2 separate regions of the Homo sapiens genome follow, and region 1 is linked to region 2. Evidence: chromatin loops called from intact Hi-C (ENCODE). Cell type or tissue: PC-9. All regions are shown on one strand. Links, peaks and the distances in the headings refer to the core of each region. The heading gives the core; the rest is flanking DNA.

Region 1 (6,159 bases), core at 1-5,000, 240 kb before region 2:
CTCATCCTACTAAAAACCAGTCTACCAAAAAATGCCACCATGAACCTTTTCACACCTGTAACTTTATATACGTGTGTGTGTGTACATATCATATATATCTCATACGGGGCTGAGGGCTCAGGCACTGCCCCTTGGTGCAGCCGTGGGTGGGGGGCCTCAAGGACTGTGTGGGAGTCCCCGGGGTCTGTGAGGCCCGCAGGAGGCAAGGAGAGGCCGAGACCCCCAGGGAGCGCCCAGGCCTGAACCCCTCCTGCGCCGCTGACCCTGCAGATGCTGCCGTGGGCGGCGACCGCACAGACATCCCCTCTGCTATTGCTGCGGGACCGGCAAGGACGCCGGACCGACACGGCCTCCCCATCCCTGGGTCCACCCCGACTCCCATGGTGGGGAGCGGCCGGCTTGGAGCCCCTGTGGGACGGAGTGGAGGTGGAGCAAGTGCCCGGAGCTCTCGGCCATCATGTGCGAATGTTTTGCTCCGTGCTGACGCCTCCCTCGGCACCGTCCTGTCTGTGTTGTGGACTGGGCAGCTCTCACGGGGTTGGGCGCTTCTGCCCCCGGGGGACGCTGGCCGGCATCTGGAGACGTCTGTGATCTCCGCTGGTGTTGCCGCAGGCATCTGGCTGGTGGAGCCCGGGGAGGCCGCCCAGGACCCTGCGACCCGCAGGACCGCCCCGCCGCGGAGGACGGCCAGCCCCGAACCCCCAGCGCCCGGGGCACCCCTGCCTGCCTGCCCTGGGCGGATCCCCGGGGCCGCGCGGTTCGGGCCGCGCTCCTGCCCGCTGGGGTCTCCCGCCGTCCTCGCCGTCACCACCGGGTGGAGCCACAGGTCCGTGTGATCGTCCCCGTGACCCCGGGTTCCGGAAGGATCCTCACCCAACGCTGGCCCAGCCCGGCTCCCAGGACCCTTCACAATCCTAAAACCATTCGGGCTTTTGTTTACGTGGGCGGCCGCTGTGGACATTCACTCTACCAGAAACAGAGCATTTAAAAATGTTCACCTTTTCACGTAAAAATAGCAATAAATCCATTGCACGTGAACATAGCATTTTAAGGAAAAGCAACTGTTTCCCCATAAAAAAAAAATGTAGTGGGAAGAAAAAGAAGGCGTGACTTTGTGCTGGATTCTCATGTCTGCGTCTGCTTGCAAGCCGGTGGCCTCCGGAACATTCCGCCCCACACTTTCAGGAGAGTGGGAAGGAGGCCGGGCGCAGCGGCTCAGGCCTGTAATCCCAGCACCTGGGGAGGCCGAGGTGGGCTGATCACCTCAGGGCGGGAGTTTGAGACCACCCTGGGCAACATGGTGAAACCCCATGTCTACTAAAATGCAAAAATGTAGCCAGGCGTGGTGGCGGACGCCTGTAATCCGAGCTACTCCGGAGGCTGAGGCACCAGAATCACTTGAGCCCTGGAGGTGGAGGTTGCATGGAGCCGAGACTATGCCATATGCCATCGCACTCCAGCCTGGGCAACAGAGCGAGACACAGTCTCAAAAAAAAAATAATAAGAATGGGAAGGAAACCGTTCTTAGAAGTGTCAGGAAAACAGGTTTGACCTCGGGGACCCTGGAAGCTTTCTGGGTCCCCTTTGAGAAGCATGGTCTGGACACAGCCGCCAGATGCCTGTTGTGGGGTCTTTACCAACGTTGCTTTGCTTCATTCATTCAGAGATGGAGTCTTGCTCTGTTGCCCAGGCTGGAGTACAGTGTGGCACAATCTCGGCTCACTGCAACCTTCGCCTCCCGGGTTCAAGCGATTCTCCTGCCTCAGCCTCCCGAGTAGCTGGGATTACAGGCGTCCGGCACCACGCCGGGCTAATTTTTTGTATCTGTAGTAGAGATGGGGTTTCACCATGTTGGCCAGGCTGGTCTTGAATTCCTGATCTCAAGTGATCCACCTGCCTTGGCCTCCCAGAGTGCTGGGATTACAGGCGTGAGCCACCATGCCTGGCCATGCTTTGCTGCTTTTAAATCTTTTTGTTGAAGACGAGGATCAGACATATGTTATTACAGTTTTCAGAGTAGAAACCAGCTTGAGAAAATCCTATTTATAACCACAGTCACTCTGGGAGGTGAGACTCCTCAGTCCAGAGTCACTGAGGTCCGAATTGTTGGGGAATTACTCACAGAAACCCCAGAAGCAGCTGAGGAGAAGTGGGGCCGAGATGGGGGCCCGCGAGTACAGCCAGGCTGTGCAGAAACTCGGAGTGTGGCACGTGGGCTGCTGGGGCTCAGCCAGGCCCGTCTCTTCTCTTTTGAGGTTGGTGGAAATGCTGGGCTGATGTCATTATGGGTGAATCGTGCTACCTTAAAAAGTTTTTTTTGAGACAAAGTCTTGCTCTGTCACCCAGGCTGGAGTGCAGTGGTGTGATCTCGGCTCACTGCAACCTCTGCCTCCTGGGTTCAAGCAATTCTTCTGCCTCAGCCTCCCGAGTAGCTGGGATTACAGGCGCCTGCCAGCACGCTCGCCTAATTTTTGTATTTTTAGTAGAGATGGGGTTTCACCATGTTGGCCAGACTGGTATTGAACTCCTGACCTCAAGTAATCCATCTGCCTCAGCCTCTGGAAGTGCTGGGATTACAGGTGTGAGTCACCACACCCAGCCAAAAAATGTATTTTTTTGAGACAGGGCCTCCCTTAGTCACCCAGGCCAGAGTGCACTGGCGCCATCCTAGCTCACTGCAGCCTTGACCTCTCCTGGGCTCTAGTGATCCTCCTGCCCCAGTCTCCTGAGACCACAGGTGGGTACCACCGTGCCTGGCTAATTTTTTAATGTTTTTTTTTTTTTTTTTTGATAGAGACGAGGGCTCAGTATGTTGCCTAGGGTGGTCTTAAACTTCTGGTCTCAAGCGATCCTCCTGCCTTGGCCTCGCAAAGTGCTGGGATGACAGGAATCTTAGTACTTTAAACAAATAACAGGTTTTCTTTTGGGCAGCTGTGGGTTTTCTGAAACACTGAGGAGACAGAGCCGAGCCCCCATCTGTGCCCTCCCCGCAGGGTCCCGTGGAGGTGACACCCCACACTGGCGTGAACCAGGATCGACGCAGTTTACCGGAGTCCTCGGCCTTCACCGAGGGGCCTTTCCCCATCCTGGGACAGTTCCCGTCTGGCTGCCTGAGCACCCCTGGGCTGTGAACCCCCCTGGGCTGTGGCCATTTCTTGGACTTCCCTTGGTTTTGGTGGTCTGGGCGGTTTTGAGGAGGAAGGTCGGGATTTCCTAGAAGGTCCCTCAACCGGGGCTTACCATACTTTTCTCGAGGCTAGAAGGGACCTGTCACCTTCCCTGTAGGCACCCGTGTCCCTCCCCTGGCACTGGGAGGAGGTGAGGGGAACCCCAGAGAAGAGGTCACGTAGGGTCAGGCCTGGAAGCCAACAAGGCACGGGGCCAGGGGAGGCCTGGTGCCCTTGGGAGGTGCAGGGGTCCCGGGAGAGAGCTGAGCACCAGGAGGGGTGCAGAAGGCTGCCCCCTCCACACCTGCTGTGCCCCATTTGTTGTGGGTGGGGGCAGGGGTCTACCCAGCGGGAACACGTGGGGCAGCCCCCCTCCCCTGGCCTGGGGCCTCCTCAGCAGGGAGCAGAGGCTGTGCTTTCTTTTTTTTTTTTTTTTTTTTTTGAGACGGAGTCTCGCTCTGTCACCCAGGCTGGAGTGCAGTGGTGCGATCTCCTCTCACTGCAAGCTCCGCCTCCCAGGTTCACGCCATTCTCCTGCCTCAGCCTCCCGAGTAGCTGGGACTACAGGCGCCCACCACCACGCCCGGCTAATTTTTTGTATATTTATTAGAGATGAGGTTTCACCGTGTCAGCCAGGATGGTCTCAGTCTCCTGACCTCGTGATCCTCCCGCCTCGGGCTCCCATAGTGCTGGGATTACAGGCGTGAGCCACAGGGCCCGGCCCGAGGCTCTGCTTTCGTGGGGGGCTCTGGGTCTCTGGTGGCTGGACTCGGCGGAGGGTCCAGGTGTCCTCTTGGCTTCTCTGCACAGGCCTCAGCCCACATCAGGCACCCCCTGCCCCGCAGCAGAGCTCGCCCCTCCAGGCAGTCTCACGGGAATGCACGTTCAGGCCGCCTTTCCCCGGAACCCGCAGCGGCCTTTCTGGAGGCTGCTTCTTGGTGACTGGGGGCTCCTTGGAGCCGTCCCCAGCCTCAAGCGGCTGCATTGCAGCTCAGGGACCCCGAAGGGAGGACCACGTTCTGCCGCTGAAGACTCGGAGTCGCCTGGCAAGACGGAGCGAGAAGGGGAGGGTGGCTGGCATGGGGACTCTGTCTGCTGCCTCGCACCGCACCTTGGAGGACGCTCCGGCCAAGGCTGGGAGGGGCGAGTGCGGCTGCAGGCGCGCGGTGGCGAGGGAGGGTGAGGATCTGACCGGGAGGCGAGGAGGGAGGCTCTGGCAAGACGCAACGCTTTGGCGCCACTGCCGGCCATCCCCTTGCCACCCACCATCGCCCGCCAGGCCCTCACACCTACCTGGTCCTGGCGACAGCCGGTGTGTGAAAAGCCTGTTTCCTCCCCTAGAAAAAGCACGTTTGGCTCCGCTCTCCACTGACACGTTTTTAGCTGAGTGACGATGGAAGCCGCTGGCTTTTAACAGACGGTCTTAACGAGCCTCTGCTCCCCGGCGACCAGCAGACGCGGGCTGACCCACGGTTTTACACACCACGTCTGCGTGGCGGCGGCCGGGCGGCCCCACGGGGCCCGGGCAGGAGGTGACGGCAGCGTTTCTCGCCGCCTTTGCTCAGCGCGCCTCTCATCCCCTCTCTCCTGTCGACTCGCGGCTTCCTGCAGACCCTCGGCCTGTCTGCGGCCCCTCGCCCGCAGCCTCCCCAGCAGCCGAGGTTTCCTATAGCATTAAAAGCAGGAAAGAACCAGCCCTGCTCCCCAGGAACTGAACTTCTGTGGCTCATCTTCAGAGAAGCCACTGTTGAGTGGGGCTCCTCGGGGGTGCTCCAGCTGCGGGTGAGTGACATGAGCCAGACCTCCCCGTTTTTTTTTTTTTTTTTTTTTTTTGAGACTGTTTCGCTTTTTTATCCCAGGCTGGAGTGCAGTGGCGTGATCTCGGCTCACTGCAACCTCTGCCTCCCGAGTTCAAGTGATTCTCCTGCCTCAGCCTCCTGAGTGGCTGGGACTACAGGCGCCTGCCCCACACCCGGCTAATTTTGTATTTTAAGTGGAGATGGGGTTTCACCATGCTGCCCAGGCTAGTCTCAAACTCCTGAGCTCATGCCCTCCTTGGCCTCCCAAAGTGCTAGGATTATAGGTGTGAGCCACTGCCCCCGGACTGAGACTTTCCCATCTTAACGCCCACTTGCCCCGTCCTTCCGCCCCCACGGTGCCTGGGGGAGCCTTCTCTGTGCAGGACACAGGCCAAAGCAGAAGGAGGCAGGAGGAAGGAAAGCAAGGCAGTCCTTGCTGACTGGGCACCCACGAGCCTGCTGTGTCTGAATGCTGGCTCACCTAGAGTTGGGGGGCTCAGGGACAGGACTAATTCTGGAACCAGACTGCCTGGGTTCACACTCTGGTGGTGTTACCTTCTGCCTACGTGGTTTTAACCTCTCTGTGCTCTGGTTTCATCAGTTGTGAATTGGGGCTAATGGTTCCTACCTAACAGGTGTGAGGATTAGATAAATGGATACATGGAGAGGGCAAGTGGTCAGTGCCATGTAAGTGTCAGCCAAAGATGATGGTGACAATGGTGGTGAAGACTGTAGTGATGGTGATGATGACGGTGAACTGTAGTGATGGTGATGATGATGGTGAAGACTGTAGTGATGGTGATGATGGTGAAGACTGTAGTGATGATGGTGAAGACTAGTGATGGTGATGATGGTGAAGACTAGTGATGGTGATGATGGTGAAGACTGTAGTGATGGTGATGATGATGGTGAAGACTATAGTGATGGTGATGATGGTAGTAAAGACTGTAGTGATGGTGGTGATGATGATGGCCCTCACCATCTTGGCTGTACCACGTCCAGTTTGCTGTCAGGACACAGCCTGAGGATGCCAGACCTCCATGTTGCAGAACCACCTGACTTTTACTATGGAATACACGTGGACTGTGAAGTAATAATATTCCTTTTCACCTCCCTAGAGTCATTTCCATTAAATCAGAAAATAGGCGTTGAGAAAGGGATGTACTAGTGGGTCCCACTTAAAAAAGAGCAAG
Region 2 (7,471 bases), core at 1,446-6,445:
TGCAGAGTGCTCCATCCAAATAAAATCATCAGATGCTTGAAGACCCTGGGAGAAATGGGCCCAGATGAATCACCTGCGCAAAGCCACTTAGCACTTCGCAGGGGCCCCGAAGCCCGGTGTCGGCAAGGTGTCCGTCGCTGGAGCAGGGGTGGCTGATGGATCTGGTGCGGGGTGGGCGGGAGGAGTCGCAGACTCAGATGTAGGAGGTTTGGTGGGGCCACTGATTCACGTCTGGCCCGGGGCTCTGTCCCTGGGGTCGGGAGGGGACCAGGCTGGGGAAGTTGGGGAGGGGGTTTCTCCCTTCTCTTTCCCAGCTGCCAGGCCGTCAGTGGGAGACACAGGTCTTGGGGACCAGGCCCTGCAACCCCTTCTGATCCCGACGTCTGAGACTGGCCTGGTGCTGGCTCTGAGGCCCCTGTGCAACCTCAGCTCGGGCTGGCTGCGGAGGACCTTTGAGGGTTTCCCGGCAAGGCCTTCTCCCTCTCAGCTGGCCATGGCACATAGGACCCCACTCCTCCGTATGCCCAGGGCAGGCATCGCTAATCGAGCCCTGCACTCCCTCCAACCCTTTGCATCAGGGCCCACCAGGCCCACCCACTTCTGTGCCCAGACCACCTGGCCGATGGGCGGCCCTGCCCCAGGAGGAACAGGGGTCTTCCTGCTTCCCCAGAGCTCCCGCTCTGGGTCCTGCATCCACGTCTCGGATGTGCCGCCCTCCCCACACCTGGGAGCCACGCCGACCCCCTCTGCGCTTTCCTGGGGAGACACCTCTCTGCACCAGAGATCGGCCCCCCGGGGTCTGGGCGTGGGGGCGGGGATTTGGATGTTGGGGGTGCAGAGGCCATGGCCTCGTCATCTTCTCTGACTCTGCCATGAGAGCATGACCAGGGCCTGTTGGCCCCCTGGGCCCTGACGTCCCCGGGCCCGGCACCTCCCTGGAAGCCCTACCCATTCTCCTCTTTTCCTTTTCTCACAAGGACCCTTTCACCGTAATCCTGCATGACCTCATCTTAGCTGATTAAATTTGCAAAAATGGCCAGGCTCGGTGGCTCATGCCTGTAATCCCAGCACTTTGGGAGGCTGAGGCAGGCAGATCACCTGAGGTCAGGAGTTCAAGACCAGCCCGGCCAACATGGCGAAACCCTGTCTCTACTAAAAATACAAAAAATAGCCGGGCGTGGTGGCAGGCGCCTATAATCCCAGCTACTCAGGAGGCTGAGGCAGGAGAATCAGTTGAACCTGGGAGGCGGAGGTTGCAATGAGCTGAGATAACGCCATTGCACTCCAGCCAGGGCAACAGAGTAAGACTCCATCTCAATAAATAAATAAATAAATTTGCAAAGATGCCATCTCCGTGTAAGGTCACACGCTGAGGTTCTGGGTGGATATGAATCTGGGGGACACCGTTCAGCCCAGGACAGGAACCAACTGTAGCAGGGCAGCTGTCCCGGGCACACAGTCTGACTGGCACTTACCCCTGGCAGGTCCCCCGGAGCCTGGCCCCTCCACCATGGGGCGGGGGCTCCAGTTACTTCCCTGGGGGAGTCCCTAACCTGAGGTCTCCTGTGCCGGGGTCTAGTCAGGGTGGGGGCTGCACCCCATCCCTGGAGCAGGTATGCTGGGCCCTGATAGCAAGCTGGGGAGGGTTCCAGGGCCAGAGGAGGACTCAGGGGCTGAAGGCAGTGATGGGTCCAGCAGGCAGCAGGGAGGGCAGGGCAGGGGAGGGGTGTCAAGGCCCATAAGCGAGAGGAGGCAGGAGGGAGGACATGGTACCCACAGCTGTGGTGGAGGAGGGAGGGTGTCCACAAGGTGGGTCCCCAGTTTGGAGTCTCAGGCACCCTCCGCTGTGGCCACCGACTGCTGGGGAATTGATCAGCCTCATAGCATGGCATGGAGTTGGGCCAGGCAGGGCTGGATGCCCGCCAGGGGCACTGCAGGTGGGCTACCAGGGGCTGGCCTGGGGTTCAGCTGTCACCCAGCTGACACGGGATCACCAATGGCTGCCATGGCTCAGGCATCCCTCTCCTGCCACGCTGGGGACACTGTGACACAGGCTCTCAGGTCAGTGAGGACAGTGTGGGTGTCGGAGCCTGGAGGGAGGGGAGTGGCATCGGGGAGGCCCCCGCCGAGCCTGGACAGTGGGGCAGGTGGAAGGGTGTGTGCCCGGCCGTGCACTTTGGGTCTGGTGAGCGTGGCTGAGGGGCACAGCTGCTCTTGGTCGGGGCTGCAGTGAGTGCTCAGCCCACTTGGCCACAGGCTGGCCACCAGGGACTTGGCGTCTGCTACCCACAGGACTGAGGACTCCAACAGCAGTCCCAGCCCAGGCCCCGAAAAGTTGAGCAGAGAAGGGCAGGAGGCCCCCGTATCCCTGGGACCCATCCTTGGCAGGCTGGGTTGGGCTGTGGGGGACACACCTGCTCTGGGGGATGTGGGAGGGGGGCGCTTCCGGGCCTGCAGCTGTTGGCCCCGAGGACAGACGCAGCCTCCTCAGCAACAGCTGGGCCGGAGGCTCGGGAGCCAAGAGAGACCAGAGCCCAGGCCAGCCCGGCCCCCACCAGGGATCAGTTACCTCGGCTACAGATGCCAGCAGGGGGGACTTTCAGGGGGTGGGCACCAGGCTGGGGTGGGCAGCTGGGGTGGGCCGGGGCTGCAGTGCTCTCCCACCCAGCCTTGGGCACAGGACGAGCCAGCCCCCACCTCTGTCCACTCAGCACTCCGCAGGGGCTGCTGTCTTGCTGAGTGCAGGACGCTGACCCCAGGATGTCACCATCTGATGCTGCCCAGGCTCTCCCCTCAGAATACCTGCTTAGTGACCACAGCCACCCCAGCCCCTCCCACTGACCCCAGGCAGAGCAAGGGGCCCCACCTGCACCCAGCAGGTGCAGACTGGGCAGGGCAGGGTCCCAGGAGGGTGCATGCTTGGGGAGCCCCCGCACGCAGACAGTGGGGGGCCAGGGAGGAGCCACGTGCTGGGCACAAGGCAGTTTCCGCAGGCCCCTTGCTGGGTCTGTCTCAGCACGGAGGGACCGGCAGCACACAGTAGGTGCTCAGCAAATGCCGGGGGGCGGGGATAAGCGAGCACCCACGGGGGGAAGCACTGGCTGCGGTTTCGCCACCTGCCTTGGCAGCACCCCCACCTAGGCCCTGGATGGGCGGCGACCACCGCCTCTCTGCTCCTGGGGCTCTGACTCCCAGCATCCGGCAGCCGGGGACCCGGCCTCCCCCAAGGCCTGGGAGCAGCCAAGTGGCCAGGTATCAAGTGGCAAACTCAGGCCAGGGTTGGGTGACGGCTTGGAGGGCCCCTGTGGCAGCTGAGCCCCGCTCCTCCTGGTCCTGCCCACCCTCCTGGTGCTGCCCACCCTCCTGGCCTGCACACCCTCCTGGCCTGCACACCCTCCTGGCCTGCACACCCTCCTGGCCTACCCAGGCTGCCACTGGCCCGAGGGTCCCAGTGAGGATGAGCCGGAGATGGACACTGAGGGGGTTGACGGGCCTGGGGCAGGCTGGCCGGGGCAGGGGGGCTGGGCCTGTCCAGCGGCCGCCTGCCCTCAGAAGAATGACACCCTGCTTTCTCCCCTGCCCGAGGAGGTGGGGTGAGGGTCAGACCCCAGCACCCATGTCTCTGTTTTTCTTTCTCCTGAAAAGCCTACAGACTCTCATCTGAATTGCTCCAGCAGAGCCCAGGCGGGGTACCACCCCCACCCACACACACAAAGGGCTGAGACAGTGCAGCCTGGCGTGTGAGCAGCCCTGGTGTCTCCAGGCTGGGGTGCTGTCCGCCTGCCCACCTGGCCACGGTCCCCAACAGCCGGTTCAGCAAAGGACAGGCAGACCCTACGGGCCAAGGATGCGCTGGCCTGGCCGGTGCGGGGCCAGGCGGGCAGCTTGCCAGGATTTGGGGATTTTGAGCCAGCTGCTGCAGCAGGTGTGGCCGGCCCAGCCAGGCAAGTCCTGCTGCCGGGAGGGTCGCCCACCAGCTGCTGGAGGGTGTGGGGCGGCCGGGCTGGCCACTCGCCGGCAGCAAAGCCAGCAGAGAGTGGGTGGGGCTGGGGGAGGCGGGAGGGTCCCAGTCCCACCCCCAGGGTCCAGCTTCCCTGGGCCCTGCAGCCAGGCCAGGAAGGTCAGCTGGGCTGGTTCTGGGCCCTAGGTCTTAGCCTGGAAACCAGGGGTTTCAATCTTGGCATGAGAAAGCCCTCGCCACAGGGCAGGAGGAGCCCCACATAGAACCCCCAACCCCTGTCCTCGGGCCTGAGCCTGGCAGGACTGGACGCCGGACACCGGCGCTGCTGGGAGCCTTGAGAACTGCACGTGTGCCCCCCAGTGGCCAGCGCCGGCCGTGCTCCGCCTGATTCTTCAGGCCCTGATGCGGGGTCCTGGGGCTCAGGGAGCCGAGGCCCGGGGTGGGGGCTGCACGGTGGTGTGGTCCTCTCAGATTGCAGGATCAGAGGGCAGTTCTGAAAGTCTCCTTGGTCAGGGAGCTGGTTTGCAGAGCTGAAGGGGAGGAGGGGGCCAGGAGGTTGCTTGCGGCCGTGGTCCTGAAAATCAGGCCCTGCCAAGGGTCTCTGAGGGCCAGCTGGGGAGGGAAGGGCACACAGTGTGTTCAGAGCAGGACCCCAGGGCGCTCGGGCTCAGCGCTTCTGGGGACAAAGGGAGATGGAGCAGAGGGGCCTCAGGGAGGCCCGCCCCGTGGTGGTATAAGAGCCACTGCGAACACCCTGCTTTGGTGAGGCTGCGCCCCAGGTGTTAACAGCCACACCCCAGCACACCAGGTGCAAGCCACTCTCCATAGGCCCCAGCCTGTTGCAGGAACCCTAAGCTCCAGGCCGGGAAGGAATGGGCAGGGCTGCCGTAGGGACTGTGGTCTTGCAGGACGAGGGTTTGTCAGGGGTGCTCAGGGGACAGCGGGCCGGGACGTGCTGGGGCTGCTGTAGGGACTGTGGCCTTGTGGGGTGAGGGTTGGTTGGGGTGCTGGGGCTGCTTTTGGGTGGCCAGGCCCTACCTGAGAGCCCGGCCATGGGACCCAAGGTCAGAGGGTGGCCGAGCTGAGGGTTGCCTGCTTTGGGGGGGTCCCTGGCCCCAAACCCATCTACCTGGGGGGCGGCACTGAGGCAGGTCCCCAAGGGCAGAAAGGGGAGTGACCTGGTAAAGGCAGCCCTGTGTTGCCCCTCCTCTCCCGTCCATGCCACGCACACCCCAATGAAACAAGAAATTTTCCTTGACCCCTTTGTGGGCCTGGTGACAGCGGTATCTTGCTTAGCCCAGAGCTCTCAACCCCTCGAGGCAGCAGGAGCACGCAGGTGGGCGGGTGCAGGAGCTGGAGTGAACACTTCTGGGCACAGCAGGAGCAGAACTCCGTGCAGTCCTGTGGCAGTGTCTAGGGCAGTGCCTGTGACCCGTGAAGCCTCAGAGGGTGTGTGTTACAGTGCTTTTAGCTTTGCTGTCCAAGGATGTCTGGAGTGTTTAACAGCTCAGTGGACCCTCTGCCTTTTCTCGAGGGCAGAGGGTCAGTGTGACAGCTTTCTGTATCCCAAGCTCTTGTCCAGCATCCAGGAAATATCAGGTTGCATGAAGAAATTGAAGGATAGTAAATGCAAGGGATTTTATGGCCGATGGAGGGAGGGGGACCTGGAAAGGGGGGTGGAGGGGGAAGGTGATGGAAGAGGCTCTCAGAGGGAGGGAGAGCTGGAGAGGGGGTGGAGGGGGAAGGTGATGGAAGAGGCTCTCAGAGGGAGGGGGAGCTGGAGAGGGGGTGGAGGGGGAAGGTGATGGAAGAGGCTGTCAGAGGGAGGGGAGCTGGAGAGGGGGTGGAGGGGGAAGGTGATGGACGAGGCTCTCACAGGGAGCGGGAGCTGGAGAGGGGGTGGAGGGGGAAGGTGGTGGAAGAGGCTCTCAGTGGGAGGGGGAGCTGGAGAGGGGGTGGAGGGGGAAGGTGATAGTCCCCTGAAGTCCTGCCGTCTCTACCAGACTCTTCTCCAAAGTCCTGCTGTCCAGCTGTCCCTCTGAGGTCACGCTGCTCCTCTCTGATGTCAAACTGCCATCTCCGATGGCCAGCTGCTTCTCCTCTCCTTGCCTGCTCTGTTCTCTGCCAATAAGGTCAGGAGTTTTTATGGGTACAGGATGGGGGTGGGGCGAGGCAGTGGTGGTTTTGGAAAAGGCAGCATTGGAGCAGGGAAACTGGAATGCGTGTTCTCACTCAGGGCTATGCTTCCAGGCTTGAGGGTGGGGTTCCTCAGGAACCCCATCTTTTTCTACCTAGAATTTCTGTCTCCTGTCCCTATCACTGAGGGCCCGTGAGGCTGACAGTACCCATCCCCAAAGAAGGATTGGCCTGGGCAGGGCTGTCAGGAGCACCAGGGCAGGGCCTGCCAATCCAGAGGTCCCCGAGGAACAGATTCAGGCCTGGGAACGGGCCCACGGCAGGGCTTTCCTGGAAATGCCTGGCAGAGTGGGCAGGGGACGTCATTGTGACCCCGTATTGCCGGGGACACCAGGCTCAGAGGGGCTGACTGACCAGCCAAGGCCGCACAACAGAGCTGCTGGGAGCGGGTCCCTGCCAGGCCGTGGGACACAGGGACCCCGGCTCTCGCTGCCTCTGCCCCAGCCCCAGTTCAGGACCCACTGTGGCTGTCACTGAGCTCCAGCCTCAGAGCCGCCCACCAAGCCCGACCTCACGCAGGGCCCACTGTGCCCACCAGAGGGCGCCAGAAGCCGGCGGTCCCGACACCGCGGTTCAAACGCAGGGACCGTCCGGTGGGGGCTGCTGCAACCCCCCCCCCGGCGTGTCCAGGCCCCTCCTCGAGGGTCCCCAGGGTCGGGGCCTGGTCGGGGAGAGAACCAGGTGTGGTGGAGCTGGGGAGTCCGGCGCTGGGCAGTGGGCGGCCTGTGCCTGGGGACCCCGGTGTCACCCGCCAGGTGGCAGGGAGGCTGGTCCCCTCCAGGAGCCCCCACTTTCTGAGGTGGCCCTAAGCCCCTGCTGCTGTCCCTTCTGCCCCACGCCCCATCCCCCTGTTTAATTCCCCCGACAGGGTCCGGGCAGGGACGAAGCAGGGTCCCCCCACCCTGGAGCTGGGAGGAGGGGGGTGGGGGCGTCACCAAGCATGGGGTCCAGGCAGATTCAGTTCATGGGGGACATGGGGGTCCCAGGGTGAGGACCCCTGGGGGGCTGGTCGGGGGGCGCTCAGAGCCCACGGAGAGCGGCCTGGTGGGGGAGGCCTTGCCAGCAGACCCTCCCTTCCCCCACCCGGAGTCCCGGCTCCCATCAGCCCCCACTTCCTGCTCAGTGTCCGGCCTCTGCCTGCCCCTGGTCAATGCTGCCATTTGTCTCTTCAGCCAAAGATCCCATGTCCACGTGACATGATCATGACAGGAGCTGTGGGGGGTCCCAGGGAGGCCGGCGCTGGGCTTGAACTTGCCCCGTGAAGGCCCCGAGCCCCCGGCTGCCGCATCCTGACTGCTTCGTGTGAAGGGAAGG

Evidence for each region. Peaks named below come from ENCODE experiments on the same cell type or tissue, not always from the same donor. Only the 100,000 strongest peaks of a DNase experiment are listed, where the experiment ranks them.
Region 1: it touches region 2 in a loop (16-fold over the local background); 86 of 110 quality-filtered maps call a loop at or near these places.

The regions. Positions count from the first base shown.
Region 1 is chr16:813,026-819,184 of GRCh38, forward strand. No RefSeq gene overlaps it. Among named protein-coding and RNA genes, the nearest start is that of GNG13, 15 kb to the left of the region's middle. RefSeq lists a silencer at 697-776 and an enhancer at 4,115-4,615. In PC-9, for the core only: no CTCF peak of the experiment used is centred there; a DNase peak (open chromatin) is centred at 2,606.
Region 2 is chr16:1,050,958-1,058,428 of GRCh38, forward strand. No RefSeq gene overlaps it. Among named protein-coding and RNA genes, the nearest start is that of SSTR5, 18 kb to the right of the region's middle. RefSeq lists a silencer at 6,606-6,785. In PC-9, for the core only: CTCF peaks have their summits at 4,331 (motif pointing left) and 4,531; no DNase peak of the experiment used is centred there; H3K27me3 peaks cover 2,400 bases.